Linked DNA regions of Homo sapiens: region 1 is linked to region 2. A link is a contact called in ENCODE Hi-C or POLR2A ChIA-PET data. All regions are on one chromosome and are shown on one strand. Each heading gives the region's core, a stretch centred on a gene start or an enhancer-like site at or near the end of the contact. The rest is flanking DNA. Distances are from core to core; before and after follow the strand shown.

Region 1 (7,257 bases), core at 1,878-4,377, 150 kb after region 2:
CATGCAAACGTATGCCAGATGAACAGAAAAAGAATATGATCTAATTGTTTTTTCAGGCAAAATGTGCAGTAACCAAGAGCAGGTTAGACCTGTTGAAAATTCTTATAGGCTGGTCATTTGTGAGTCATACTTACATGACCCTGAATTGCCTTGCTTGGGGTTAATTGCATGGTTTGGCCAGCTGCCTCTATAATTGGCTCGATTTGGTTACAGAAGCCACTAAAACAATGATCTGAGGTCACTGGCTGTTTCAGACCAAGGGGCAGCAAAATTGAAAGCAAAGCGACCAGCCAAATTAACCAATAAAAAGACCAATTTGACGCTACACGGGAAATATAACCTTATATAAATCTGGGGAGAGCAATTAGTTTGAAACATTTGCAATTGTTGATATTTGACTGTTTTAATCTTTTAAAAACGGCAATTTTAAACAGCTCAGCCAAATAGTCCCCTTGGTTCTCAAGCAATCACTACTCTAACATTTCAGAATTGTCTGGGCTGGGGCTGGGGAGAAGTCAGCAGGAGAAAGAAACACATCTCTCACCATGCTTCCTGTGGTTCTGACACCTTCTTCTCAAGTACAGTTTAGTGGAAAGAGCCCTGGTTTAAGACTCAGGAGACCTAATTTTAGCCCCAATTGACTTCCTATAGGGCCTTCGACAAGCCATTTCTCCTTTAAGTCTCGTTCTGTTCAACTGAAACAATATCATAAACATTCTCGTGATGCCGAAATGAACTGACGGATGGGAACATGCTTTTTTAAAGTGAAAATTATTACACAGATAATTCATAAAGGCTACACACATTATAGTTATCAACTCCTATTGATATGTGAGTGTGTATACTCCCGCAGGAGAGAATAAACTTTGAATGCAACCATAACTTATTACCCCTTTGTTCCAGTGTCACTTCTGATAGCAAACAATGCCAAAACAGTAACAAATTGCCATTGTATTTTCCATTAGTCATCAGAGTATAAAAGATTTGATAAATAGCGAGAAAACACATTGGCTCTTTCGGGTGGGAAATCCGTGTTATTGACAGTAGCAAATTACATGTCTTTGAAAAAGATGGTGTCACGGTTCTTAGAGATTATTTGCATTGCTACTGAGACATAAGAAAACCTCAAGGAGCTTTTAAAGGCCGTGTCTGTGAGATGAATGGTCTGGTGTCCTCACCCAGCCCCCCTTGTTCCAGCATTCGTGTGACACTGCCGGGCAGCTGCCTTGGCATGAGCCTTCTCTGTCCAAGAACAGACTGCCAGGCCTGAACACGGAGAGGAGGAACAGCCTCTGGGGTATTCCCTGACTTTGGGGAGGCACGATGACCAGGCTGGGGCCTGTGCTTTGGGGGAAAGCACACAAGGAGATCGAGGGTGTTTTTTCTGTGTCCTCTGCTCCTGTCCTTGCCATTGCCTCTGCGCAGCTGCCTCCTGTTCTTTCACTCCGGTGACAGCCCGGGCAGATGCCTCCCTCCAGAGCCGCTGCCAGCCCTACTCCATGGACAGCTGTCGCCACGGCCCCAGGAGAGCAGCGTGACCACCGGCACCAGCCATGAGGAGGGCACATCTGCAGAGAATCCCCTACCCCTGGCTGCGGGCCTGAGGGCTCAGCGCCCTACTGTACAGGACGTTCCCAGCTGGCGCCACTTAACACGAGCCTCTTCTTCACTTGGTTTTTCACCTCTGAGATGTTCCGCTCTGCTGCAAGCAATAGGGTGTTTCACAGATCCATACTTGTCTTTACAATTTCCAGGCTTAGGAAATATTTTTAAATTTTATTGATGACCTTTCCAAAGTTTAAATGAGTTAGCCCTTGGATGTTAAGAGGAAATAGTATTTTAAAGACAAAGTAAAAGAATGCCAAATCTATGAGGACATTATGCTAAGTGAAATAAGCCAGTCACAAAATGACAAGTATTGCTGATTCCACCTATATAAGGTCCTAGATTAGTCAAACTCGTAGAGACTGAGAGTAGAAAGGGGATGCCAGGGACTGCAGAGTGGGGCTAGGGAAGTGGGGAGTTAGGATTTAACGTGTACAGAGTTCCAGTTCGGGAGGATGGAAAGACTTCCGGAGGTTAGGCACAGGGGCTCATGCCTATAATCTCCACACTTTCAGAGACCAAGGAAGGAGAACTGCTTGAGGCCAGGAGTTTGAAACCAGACTGGGCAACATAGTGAGATCCCATCTCTACAAAAAATTTAAAAAATTAAACAGTGTGGGGACGTGAGCCTGTAGCCCCAGCTACTCAGGAGGCTGAGGTGAGAGGATTGTTTGAACCCAGGAGGTTGAGGCCACAGTGAGCTGTAATCACACCACTCCACTCCAGTCTGGGTAACAGAGCGACACCCTATCTCAAATAAATAAATAAATCTTTTTAAAAATAAAAGAATTGGATATGATGTTAAATTTTATGTTATGTGTATATTGCCACAATTTAAAATTTTTTAAAGAATACCAAATCAAGAAGTGCTAAAGTTCATGGAATTACCTATATCAGAGGTGGTGGGAGTCAGGAGTATGGAAAAGAACCCTTCAAATGAAAAGGTTCATGATTATCGAAAACAGCTTGTCCTGTTTTTACCAACTGGAAACTTTCTCTAGGAAAGCAGCTATTCCTAATGGCATTTCTAAAATTATGCAAACACAAAACCAAAAAGAAGGCAGGCACCCAGTAAAGTTATCTAAGACTTTGGTGGGAAAATAAATAAATAAACCTGCCGCCTCACGGTTGTTTCTCCTCACCTACAAGGCTTTGATTTCTGAGATGGGGCCTGAAGCAGGAATTCCTCACACAATGGATGCTCAATTTGTCACAGGATGTGCCTCTCCACTCTCATACCAGATAAAAGGTTAGCCTGGTTTTTCATCTAGCTGTGTCTCCCTCAGAATCAAAACTATCGTCCTCCTCAGTGCTGGATCGAGTCCTTTCATCTTTAATTTGACCAAAATGGAAACCAGGATCATGAGAATTCCTCGGGGCTGGTGTTGAAAGGAATTTCCCCTGCTCTTGCCAGAGTCTCGAGGGGTGGCCTCCTTCCACGGGTGAGTAACCACAAGTCCATGTGACCGAACAAACAGCATATTCTTTTGTTCAAAAGAGAAAAACAACATTGAAGGAAATCAGCTGAAGAAAATTGAGATGAAAGCCAGTCCACGCCTCAGCATCCTGAGGAAATGTTCTTCCTTGATGCTCTGAGCTCTCTAAGAAGTTACCACAAAACCAAACCCATCAGAAGTTTGCAGGACGTCCTTGTTTAGAGCTGGGAAATAAACCACGAAACAGCGCAAAGGAGAGTCCAGGCCTGCCAATGCTTCCGCGAACTCCTCGCCCCGACCTCATCCTTCTCCAGCTCCTACCTGCAGGCCTCAGGTGAGCTCCGGAGTCTAGTCATTCCTGTTGGGAGGCAAGTGTGTGACTGGTGTGCAAGTCAGGTCAGGAGGCTGCCTTGGTGTCCAGCAAGTCTTGTTTGCGGAGGCAGGGACTGCTGGGTTGGGGCACTTCCCGACCCTGTTTCTGCTCTTCTCCCCTCTGCAGGCCTCCTGACCTCCAGGCTCCTTACCCTCCCGCTGGCCTCTGCTCTACACTCATCTTTGTGCCCTGCTTCCAATCATGCCAGGCCTCGGGGTCCCTGTCTCTAACTTCACCATGAGACTCAGGTGCTTCTCTACACTCCACCCTCTCCAACACTGTTTGGAATCTCAGGCTTGGTCCCAATCCTATGGGCTAACTTTGAAAAGACCGCTGTTCATAAGGAGAGAGAAAGGAGGAAGAGATGAGAAAGGAAGACAGAGAAAGAAACTCTATGATCACGGTTTTTCCAAAATTCATGGTTAAATTAGAACTTACTATGTGCAAATATAGAAGCACGGGTCCACAGAGTTCCAGAGAATGAATGCTGACGACTAAGCACCAGCCTCCACTCCCTGCCCCATAGTGAGTATCCCTCCTCTGTGTGCTCATGCTGTGAATCCCCCCCATTCTACCACTTCTCCCCTCATCACTGGCTTGCTGTAGGATCAGAAGTTCCTTAAGAACAAGAACCTTCTCCCAGTGTATCCCCAGCACCTAATACAGAAGGTAATAAGGAGGAGGCATCTGCTAAACGCTTGTTGAAGGAGTGAAATTGAGAGACCAGGAAGGGCCTGCAGGCATTGTGGTGAGCCTGCCTGTTGTCCACGTGGCTGCAGCAAGCAAACATGGGTTTTCCTTGGAAGGACTGTGGGCCATCAACCCATTAATTGCCGAGTTGCTTCTATCAGGGCAAGGCTGTGGAATCCTGTTATCCTAGACAATGAGGTACAGGGTGCAAGCAGATCTGTGTGCTGCTGTCTTCCGGTAAACGGACCAAGTTCTCACTTCCCATCCTCCTCCCCAGTCTCACCCACCCGTGCTCCCAAGAGAGCAATTCATCATGTCAGTGTCTGGTGTTTTCTTGAAGGCCTGTGCTAAATAAAGTGGATTGTTTATAAAGTGGGATTATTCTCCAAGCACAGAAGCAGATTCCTGGGCAAGTTGTTGCGCTGAGTGTAATTAATGAAATGCTTTTTGGACCAAATTGTCCAATGGAATGAGATCACCCACTGCCAGACTGGGTCATTCAGACCCAAAATAGATGGTCTGTATTCAATCCTAGATTTAAAACACACACACACACACACACACACACACACACACGTTGCTTAACGTCCTTCGCATCAGGAAACTACCAGAATACAGCAGACTGCGATTGTTAGAAGTGTAGAGTCAAGGTACCATTTCTAATTTTCTCTTTTTTTCTATAGTCAACACTTATTCAGTGAGCCGAGATCATGCCACTGCACTCAAGCCTGGGGGACAGAGCGAGACTCCGTCTCAAAAAAAAAAAAAAAAAAAAAAAACAAAAAAACAAGAAAATTTTCTATGCATCCAGGTTAACATCTTTGAAGCAGCATTTTCTGTCATCCACTGGAGCACTCATTTAGACAGGACTGCATAACTGCAAAGCACCCTGGGGCCTGGAGCAATGGTGAGCATGAGGCATTGTAACTTAGATGTTGCTTCAGTGAGAAAATGCTTCTCCTTCCTTCCAGAAGGAACCAACAGAAAATGAGAGGAGAAAGAAAAGGGCTGAGAAAAGTAGCTTTGACCACTTAGCAACAGTATTTCAGAATCATTACTCTAGAGAAAACAAGGAGAACTCAAAACTTTCATAGATTATGTCCCACGCAAAGAGTTTGCAGTGACCTTCAGAAACATTTTCAGTGACTTGGAGACCTTCCTGCAATGCTGTGCATAAATCTGTCAGCATTGCAATCCATGCAGCCTTATCATCTGAATTCAAATCCTCCCTGGACATTCTGCAGACTCACCACTTAAATTAGACAACCAGCTAGAAAACACTGTTGCAACACGAAATCCATTCCAAAACTCCACAAAGTGTTGCTCATGGGGGAGATCCATCTGTGAGTCAAAAAGAGATGAGCTCAAAGGATTTGGGGGTTGCCTCTGTCTTCCCAGAATGTAGCCGTTGCCTGGCAGACAGCATTACAACAAGGGCTGTGCCTGCACTTGGGCCAAAGAGCTGTCGCTCCTGCTTTGAAATCTTGGCATGACCTGGAGGTTTCCCTCACTTTCTCCCTCCATAACCCAAACCATGGCCAAAACCCACTTTCTCGTTTTTCACATGGCTGCTCCTACAATGTTGCTGCTGGGAACCCAGTGGAGTACCTGCCCATTGTTCTCCCAGCCCTGGCCTGTCTATGTGGCCTCCTCCCACAAAGAGGTGGCTTTTTATCTTCAGTCCAGAGCAAAAGGCTCAGACAGTTACCACGGAAAGAAATGTCACCATAATGAGCAGGCCCTCCTTTTATCACAGGGTGCTGGGTACTCGACCTGACCTCAGCTGGGCTAGAGAGCCCATGAAGCTCAGGCGGGAGCACTAAACCACCACCCACCTGCATGACCCACCTGCAACTCCTCAGCTGTATCCCTCTTCTGCCCAAGCATCCCATCCTGCTCCTTCCCAGCCAGCATCCTTAGTGACCATGAAGCACAGCCTGGCAAGCTCTTGCCCACAAAGAGTGTAGACAGTTGTTTGCTTCCTCCCCAGAAGGGCAAACCGTAATCACCATGGCATGAGAGAACCCAACCCAGAGAACCCACATTCACATGTGCCTCTGCCCTCATGTGACCTTAAACAGCTAAATGCACATTTCTGATCTCCAATGACATCATGGTCACACAACAGAAGCCCCTTAAAGGCACCCAACACAATACCTCATTCATCAGGGTCATGCCAGTCACCTGCTAGTTGGCTCTCAGCTCCATCTGGGCCCTTCGTCTCATTTTCCCTTCTTGGTTTCCTTGACAAATGGCTTTCCAGAAATTTGTGCGAGCAAAAGGTGCTGGAAATAAGGACCTGCGAGGGTATTTCTTCCTCTTACCTCTAGCACCATCTCGGACAGTAGCTCCATCTCCCATCAGACAGTGCCCTCCTCCACGGTTCTAGCTCCCACTCAGCAGCCCTGGTTTGGTTTCTGTTTCCACCTGGTGCCCCAGCTTCTGGTCTCTGGCTAATCCCACCTCTGAGGCCACAGCTGGTGGAGGCTTCCTGCCTTATTCGTCTCTCACCTGCCTCACCATCTGCTGTGTGCCTTCTCAGCTCCTCCTGGGCAACCAACTCCCTGCATTAATTTCTCTCTGTTGAAACCACTTTGAGGAACTTGTTTCCTGATTGTACCATGAAAGATGAAGTGCCCCTCTCCTTTCTTTCTCATCTATGAATCCAGTTCATTAGGCATCCCCAACTCCTGAGAGCATTTTGTACTTGAAGCCCTTCCCACATATCAAACTCCCCTCTCCCTATAACAGAAGACCACCCCTATACAGCTAAATGACTCCCCACTAGACCCCTCTCTGCCTTCTCTGGATAGGGAAGTCTTAAACACTTTCCTACCAGGGAAAAACAATCCACTCCAGCTGAACAAATTAGTCCCCCGAGATGTGTCCAGAGTTGGTTCCTGCCGGTAGGGTTGTGGTCTTGCTGACTTCAAGAATAGAGCCGTGGACCTTGGTGGTGTGTGTTACAGCTCTTAAAGATGGCATGGACCCAAAGAGTGAGCAGCAGCAACATTTATTGTGAAGAGGAAAGAACAAAGCTTCCACACCGTGGAAAAGGACCCCAGTGGGTTGCCGCTGCTGGGTGGGGGCGGTGGCCAGCTTTTATTCCCTTATTTGTCCCCCACCATGTTCCGTTTCTGTCCTATCAGAATG
Region 2 (6,413 bases), core at 1,916-4,415:
TAGAAACCCTTTCATTTCTGTCTGTGTTCATTACAGGCCAATTAGCTGCTTCTCCATGAAGATAAGGACCACCCTCTCCGTGGAACCAAGGAAAGGCATTTGCTCCCAGCCCGGGCAGCACTTATGCTCACCTTGTTCTACCTGTCTCATCACTAGGTGGGCAGCCTGGGCCGACATTCCTCCAACTAGGTGCACATTTACCTGGGGGACCTGAAGACTTTCCCCATAATACTCAGGCAAGGATAGTTACAGGGGAATCAATTTCCAGTAGTATTTTTCTAATATTAATCAGCTTGAAAATGAGCTATGTTCAGAATGTAGCTTTTCTCACTTTAGAAAAAAAGATGTATCCTTTATCCATCCCAAATCTTGCTTTGGTGCTTTGCTGCAGGAGGGAGTTTAAAGCAATGAGATAAACTTAAAGATAAATCAAGGCCCTTGAGCTCACAAGGCTTTCTGCCTTCTCCTGTCTTATACGTATTTCTGCAAGAGAGAAGGCATATTGGCCCATGAGGGCTCATAATTCAGAATGTCTAAGTCATATAGGGCTGCGATACTGATCCATTTAAATAAATGTAACTGGAATTTTTTGCAGGATGAGTGGATTTTTCAAAATACAATAAATCAGACAAACAAAAATTTCACCTGATATATTTCCGATATGTCATCCTTTAATCAATAAACTAATGAAAATATTTTTTTGAAATAATATAAAATATGTATTCCAATTATAATCAATTCTCATCTTATTTTACCATATAAAATATTTAACATTTTTTATCTCCTGTTAATAAGAAGTAAACTTATTTAACCCTATGATGATGAAGATGTTAGATGTCAATTTAAAAATGTCTGAAGGAGTATGTAGATTTTCAAAATTTTTTAACGAGGTTCACATTAAAAGGACATTTCAGTACAATGAGGTAGGGCGCTGGCCATCAAGGATCACAATTGCTTTTAATTTAAATCAACTTATGTTAAGTTTCTACTCTGTGCCAGGCGCAGTAGGCATCTTTAAAATAAGTGTCTGTCTGTGTCCAGTAAAATGTCTGGTCTCCTGGTGTTGGGTTTCCTGGTCTCAAAGGGTTCCACCATCAGCCTCCTATACTGAGAGATACATGCGTCAAACAACAGGACCAGAAGTTCCAACTTGCACAGAAAGTTATCCCAAAAAGGCAACACCCCCAGCCACACATTTTAGGCCTTATGTTCTCTGGTGTCCAAGAGCAACATGAGATGGGCTAAAGTGCCAAGCGGTGCCTTGAAGCCCCATGGCCGCCAGTGTGCATTCTGTGTTCCCCTGAGAGTAGACCAGTGATCCAGAGAGTCAGGGTACAACAGGACCCACGTCAAGTTCACAGATCATGGACTATGTGTGTTTACTGGGAGTGTGTGCTCAAGCATGTCATCCCAAAAGGGGTGAGAGTTCCACAAAGTGTGGATTTACACCATGAGCCAGGCATGAGGTCAACGTGGGCATCATCCACAAAGCTACCTCAAAGGAAGCCAGACTTGGAACAATGGACAGGATGTAGATAATCAGAGAGAGGCAGGAAAGTTGCCCAATCATAGTGAGTCAGACATTTATCGAACAGCTGGTCTGTGCTCAGCTCTGCTCAGGGCTCTTAGGAATTTAGGAAGGTGGATACAGATTTGATAAGGGAGGCCAGACTTGGGGAAAATTCAGGTCACACTGCAAGGTAGCATGTGTTAGGGCCTGCATCCGTGGTGCAGGGAGTGCCCTAGGAATGTGGAAGCGGGAGAACTCAGGGCAGATCAGATGGGCCAGAGATCAGGGGTCAAGGGCGACCTTGTACAGGATAAAGAACTGAGTGGGGGCTAGCAAAGGTAAGTGGGATGTGGATGGGAAGAGGGAAGGCCTTCTCAGGTAGAGAAAGCAACAGGAGCATAGTCTTAGGGGTAGAAACGACGAAACAGAATGGATGTGGAGTATTAAAAGGCAGGGCCAGCTGGTTGTTAAGAGGAGTCATTCCTTCAACCGGCAAAGACTCACAGAGCACCTCCTTACCAGACACTGCAGACACACAGGGAGGAAGATGGCTCAGCTCTGGCCCTCACAGGGAGCTCACAGAAGCGGACAAGAGGTTAAATGAGAATTGGGATTGTGAGGAGGGCTGGGAAGAGGAGGTGCAGAACATCACGAAGTTTCTAATGGGGTCCAACCTGGTCTGGGAAACAGGAAGAGTCGGGGGCCACAGAGGCAACCCTGGTGGGGTCAGGAGAGGGTTTGGAAAGTAGGATTATGGCAGACAGGGGAAGGTCTCAAAAGCCAAGGAGAGGCAACTGCTGTTTGTTCCCCGTGCATTTCACATGGTGGAGCATGAAGCCATCTCATGTAGGGAAACGACTTATTGCTGGTGAGGCCCTGGGAAGATCCGTGTCATGGCCATTTGCAGGCTGGATTTGGACAGAAAGGAAGTGGAAGCGAGGCAGCCAGTTAGGGAGATGCCGAGAGAACCTAAGAGGGGCATTACGCATCCTGCACAGCTGGGCCCGGGTCCCAGGAGGAGGACAAATGCATTCGTGCGGTTGATTTCCTGTGTCTTACCCCTCAGCTGCCAGAGGCTACCTAGGTGTCACTGCTGACATTCCTCCAAGGGAGAGCTTTAGGCTTCCGCAGGGAGAAAATGCCTGTATAAGTTTTAATCGAAAGCAAATATGAGACGATGCTATCATTTTCAAAGTATACTTGCATTTTCCACATATTCATTTCAAGCTAATACCAGCTTTTTCTGTTCTCCTTGCCCTCTTTTTAACACTTTTAATGTTCTTCTATGAGTTTATTACATTCAAACTACTTACAGCAAACCCTAAAACTACAACCAGAGCTGTTCAGATCCTGCCCCATTAGGGAAGGGAGGCCCAGCAGCACAGAGAGGAAATGAAGAGATGGGGTCAGCCCTTAGACTGCCTGGTGATCAGACAGCAACCTCAGGCTGTTTGCTCATATTTATTTCTGTCAGGCCTTTAGAAAACACATGTGTTTTTCGGTAGCTGTTTCCAGGGCTCTCGGTTACAGGGAACATCTGGGATGTGTGAATAAGTCACCTTCAGCAAAACAAAGTACAGCTCCAGTGAGGCCCTGTGTGCAAAAGGCCAGCGGCTGTCAGTTGCCTGCCAATTGGCTGCTCCGTGCAGAGATTCCAGCCCATTCACCAAGGTCTCGCTGAGAAGCCTGTGCCGGGCAGCAGACGCCTTGTGCTCCGAAGGATTTGTTCCTACATGACTTGGAAACAGTTTGTCCCCGTTAGCTCAGTCAGTCTGTGGCTGGTGCCAAGAAGGCCGAGGTTGCAGGTTTGATCCGGGAATGGGTCAATTAGCTTTGCACAGAGGAAAACTTTGTTCCTCTTCACTGACTGCGCCCCAGCCTAGCCGGCATCCGCCAAGTAGGAGCCAAGTGACAATAGCCGTGTTCTTCCCGGGAAAACCAACAGTGAGTTCATCCACTCTGCACCGTGGGTCGGAAATGTCCTCCTCGCCCACTAAGAACATTTTATTGTATTTGCAGACACATCATCTGTAATGCTTTCAGTTCCCCTCCTGGGAGCCACACTGTGAAAACGAAATGCAGTCTCCTTGATGCTTTAGGAAAGCAGCAAGATCCACTGGGTCGATCAAAGCCTTGCACACTGAAGGAGCCTAGATTTGCTTCCCAGTTTTATAGGAGATAACCAGTATTTGATGTGAAGATGTATTTGGGGCCAAGGGAGATTTGGTGTGAATCATTTTAATCAGAGGCTCAAGAAACCTGAACTGGATCTGACCCCACCTGCCTCCGCATGTGAACAGAAGCAAACAGAAAAGGCTGCTACAAATGAGGGTCTTGAACAGCAGATGTTAAAAGCAAGTGCTACTTAGCGATCTCAGAAATACTCGTGGCTACTGAAGTAGCATTTCTCGTCCTCTTACCACAAGATTTGACAAGCGGACTTGACGCTCTTCATTGTAGCCATTCTCTCTCTCTTTTTTTTAGAAGTTTAAAAATGTGTGTGCAATATGCAGTCATGATAGTTAACTTTCAAATGGTTCTCTGTCTACCTACAGGAAAGAGAAGATATTAAATTGTTTCAGAGCCAGATGGGCTGGCGTTGTCTTTGTTTGGCTCAGAGTAAGACACAGCCAGTGAGTTCTCCGCTGAGGCAACGTATGTGAGTGTCACGCAGGGCATATGTGCACACTTAAGCCATGATCACCCCTTAAAGATCTTCTTAGTTGCTACAGCTAAAGCTATGCCCCAAATGCTGTCAGGCTACAGTTTTAGTTGTGTATGGCATCAAGGATAATAAAGGTGTACTGTTTTAACTTGTGTTACTGGCACCTGTAATTCTTCCAATGATATTTCCTATTCTCCAAAATTGATACCCAGCCTTCACCTATCTCATGAAAATACATCTTTCTGGATTCAATCCTGAGGGGTCAGGAGAAGAGTAGGAAGAACAAAAGGGACAAATAAAACACAAAAGCAGGAAAGTTTTTTTTAAAAAATAGTCCATGGCAATCATTAGCATGCCATCTTCATTACTCAGAGAATTTCCAGATGATTGGATGCTCATTTTGGCAATTAAAACTTCTATATCAAAACATCAACAAAAATATCTATAGCCAATGTATCTAAATTAATTAATATTCTTAATGCATTTGAAAAAACATTTGGCTGAGATGATATTCAACAATGTTTGACTTACAAAAATTTTAATTACACGTGGTTCAATTAAATACTAAGACCATTACAAATAAATGGCTCCAAATTTTTAGTAGAAAATACAAACGACTTGAAACATCGAAAAATGTGTAACTTAGCCAGGCACAGTGGCTCATGCATGTAATCCCACAAACTTTTGGGGAGGCCAAAGTGAGATGATCACTTGAGCCCAGGAGTTTGAGACCAGCTTGAGCAACATGGCAAGACCCTGTCTCTACAACAACTTTTTGAAAAATTGGCTGGTGTGGTGGCACATGACTGTAGTTTCAGCTACCCGAGAGGCTGAGGTGGGAGGATCATTTGAGCCCAGGAGTTCAAGGCTGCAGTGAGCTATGATTGCACTACTGCACTCTAGCCTGGGCAACAGAGCAAGATCTTGTTTCTAAAAAGGAAAAAGAGGAAAAGGGGGGAAAGAAAAGGAAAAATGTGTAACTTTACTAATACTCAAATAAATGCAAAAAGAAACACAAAAAAACCAATCCATTTCCAGCTATCATAAATAGCAGGGAAGTTCACAGAGTAGACCGTCCTGTGCTGAGTGTGGGGAAATCTGCTGTCTCCTATAGTGCTGGAAGGGATGTAAATTGGCACAACCTTTTCGGAAAACAAATTAGCAGTAACAAAAATGGTGGGGTTTCTTTGAATGTTCAATTCCTGGCTCTAGTATTTCCAGTTCTGTGAATTTATCATAAGAAAATACAGGGGAAATAAAATGTTCTGTGCAAAGATGTGCCTTGCAGTATTCACGACAGTAAAAATGAGGAGGTAAACTCCATGTCCAGCAATAGAGAAATTAGGCAGTGATTAGAAGCATGGAAAGTGGAGTCAAGCCAACTTGTGTCTAAATCCCGCTTTGGCTGTTTAATAAGCATTGTTAAACACATTGCTAAAACCTTGAGCCTCAATTTTCTTATCAATTTATATGATGAGACTAATTCCTACCTCACTGGGCTTTTGCTAGAGTCACATGGGAAGAATGTATGTACATTGCTTGGAATAGTGTGTGGAAAGCAGAAAATAGCAGCTTCTCTTTATTATGATTTAGTCATCCTCAATATTATACAACTATTGAAAGAATGTTTAAGAATAATTTATAATAACATAGGAAATATCCATTATATAATGTGGAAAATCTAAGTATGTAGATACAGAGAGGCTGTGGTACAGACTGTAAAATATGCCTTAAAAAAGAAGACAAAAAGGAGTAATATATGAGTCAAAATTTTACAGGGGTTGTCTGGGTCTTGGAATTAGGGATGATTTTCCTATGAGCTCTTAACTTTGGTGCTTTTTCCAACTGTGCTATAATGAACATTATTTCTTTTGTCATTGAAAAGGGATAAACTGTATTTTCTAAAACAAAACACCAGCCTCTGGTGTTTGGCCTCCAGAGACAGCAGTAATAGTTTTGATCCATGGCTCCCAGGAAGGGATGGAGGGCAGCTGGCATGCAGGAGACAGAGCATCAACGAGGAGCTACAGCAGTTGGCTTCTGGGTCCTGGAGCTCCACGGAAAACTCTGCAACCCTGGTCATCATTGGCCATGCTGCAATGAAGACAGCATTAGTTGAGATCAAGCCTTCACTGCAGAAACCACAAGGCTCTGTCTCATTACTCCCTCTTAGGATGATGCACCATACCTGGTTCTCTGCCGTTCTGTGACACACCTTTGGTCTCCTCTCCTGCTAGC

Evidence for each region. A loop is a pair of places that touch in the nucleus more often than their neighbours do. ChIA-PET counts read pairs that join two places held with the same protein, here RNA polymerase II (POLR2A). Pooled maps may share reads with other maps.
Region 1: a map of heart left ventricle shows a loop between it and region 2 (2.6-fold over the local background). The contact joins the promoter of KU-MEL-3 here to the enhancer-like site in region 2. A Hi-C loop is called at or near these places in 4 of 168 maps with a recorded cell type or tissue (Right ventricle myocardium inferior, heart left ventricle, heart right ventricle and 1 more) and 1 of 50 pooled maps. POLR2A ChIA-PET finds 5 or more read pairs at or near these places in 1 of 52 experiments (WTC11).

What each region holds. Positions count from the first base shown.
Region 1 is chr6:4,607,438-4,614,694 of GRCh38, forward strand. KU-MEL-3 (a long non-coding RNA gene) reads left to right here and starts at 3,128. Exons shown (of 2, transcript NR_122107.1): 1 at 3,128-3,375; 2 at 3,541-4,482.
Region 2 is chr6:4,457,711-4,464,123 of GRCh38, forward strand. All of the region lies in intron 2 of LOC105374894 (a long non-coding RNA gene), which reads right to left. The region is part of intron 2 of LOC107986561 (a long non-coding RNA gene); the gene reads left to right. Among named protein-coding and RNA genes, the nearest start is that of LINC02533, 28 kb to the right of the region's middle. Within about 2 kb of position 3,166, at least 13 of the 41 ENCODE cell types and tissues checked have a DNase peak (open chromatin) inside an H3K27ac peak, as active enhancers do; they include heart left ventricle and heart right ventricle, where a contact is called at or near this core.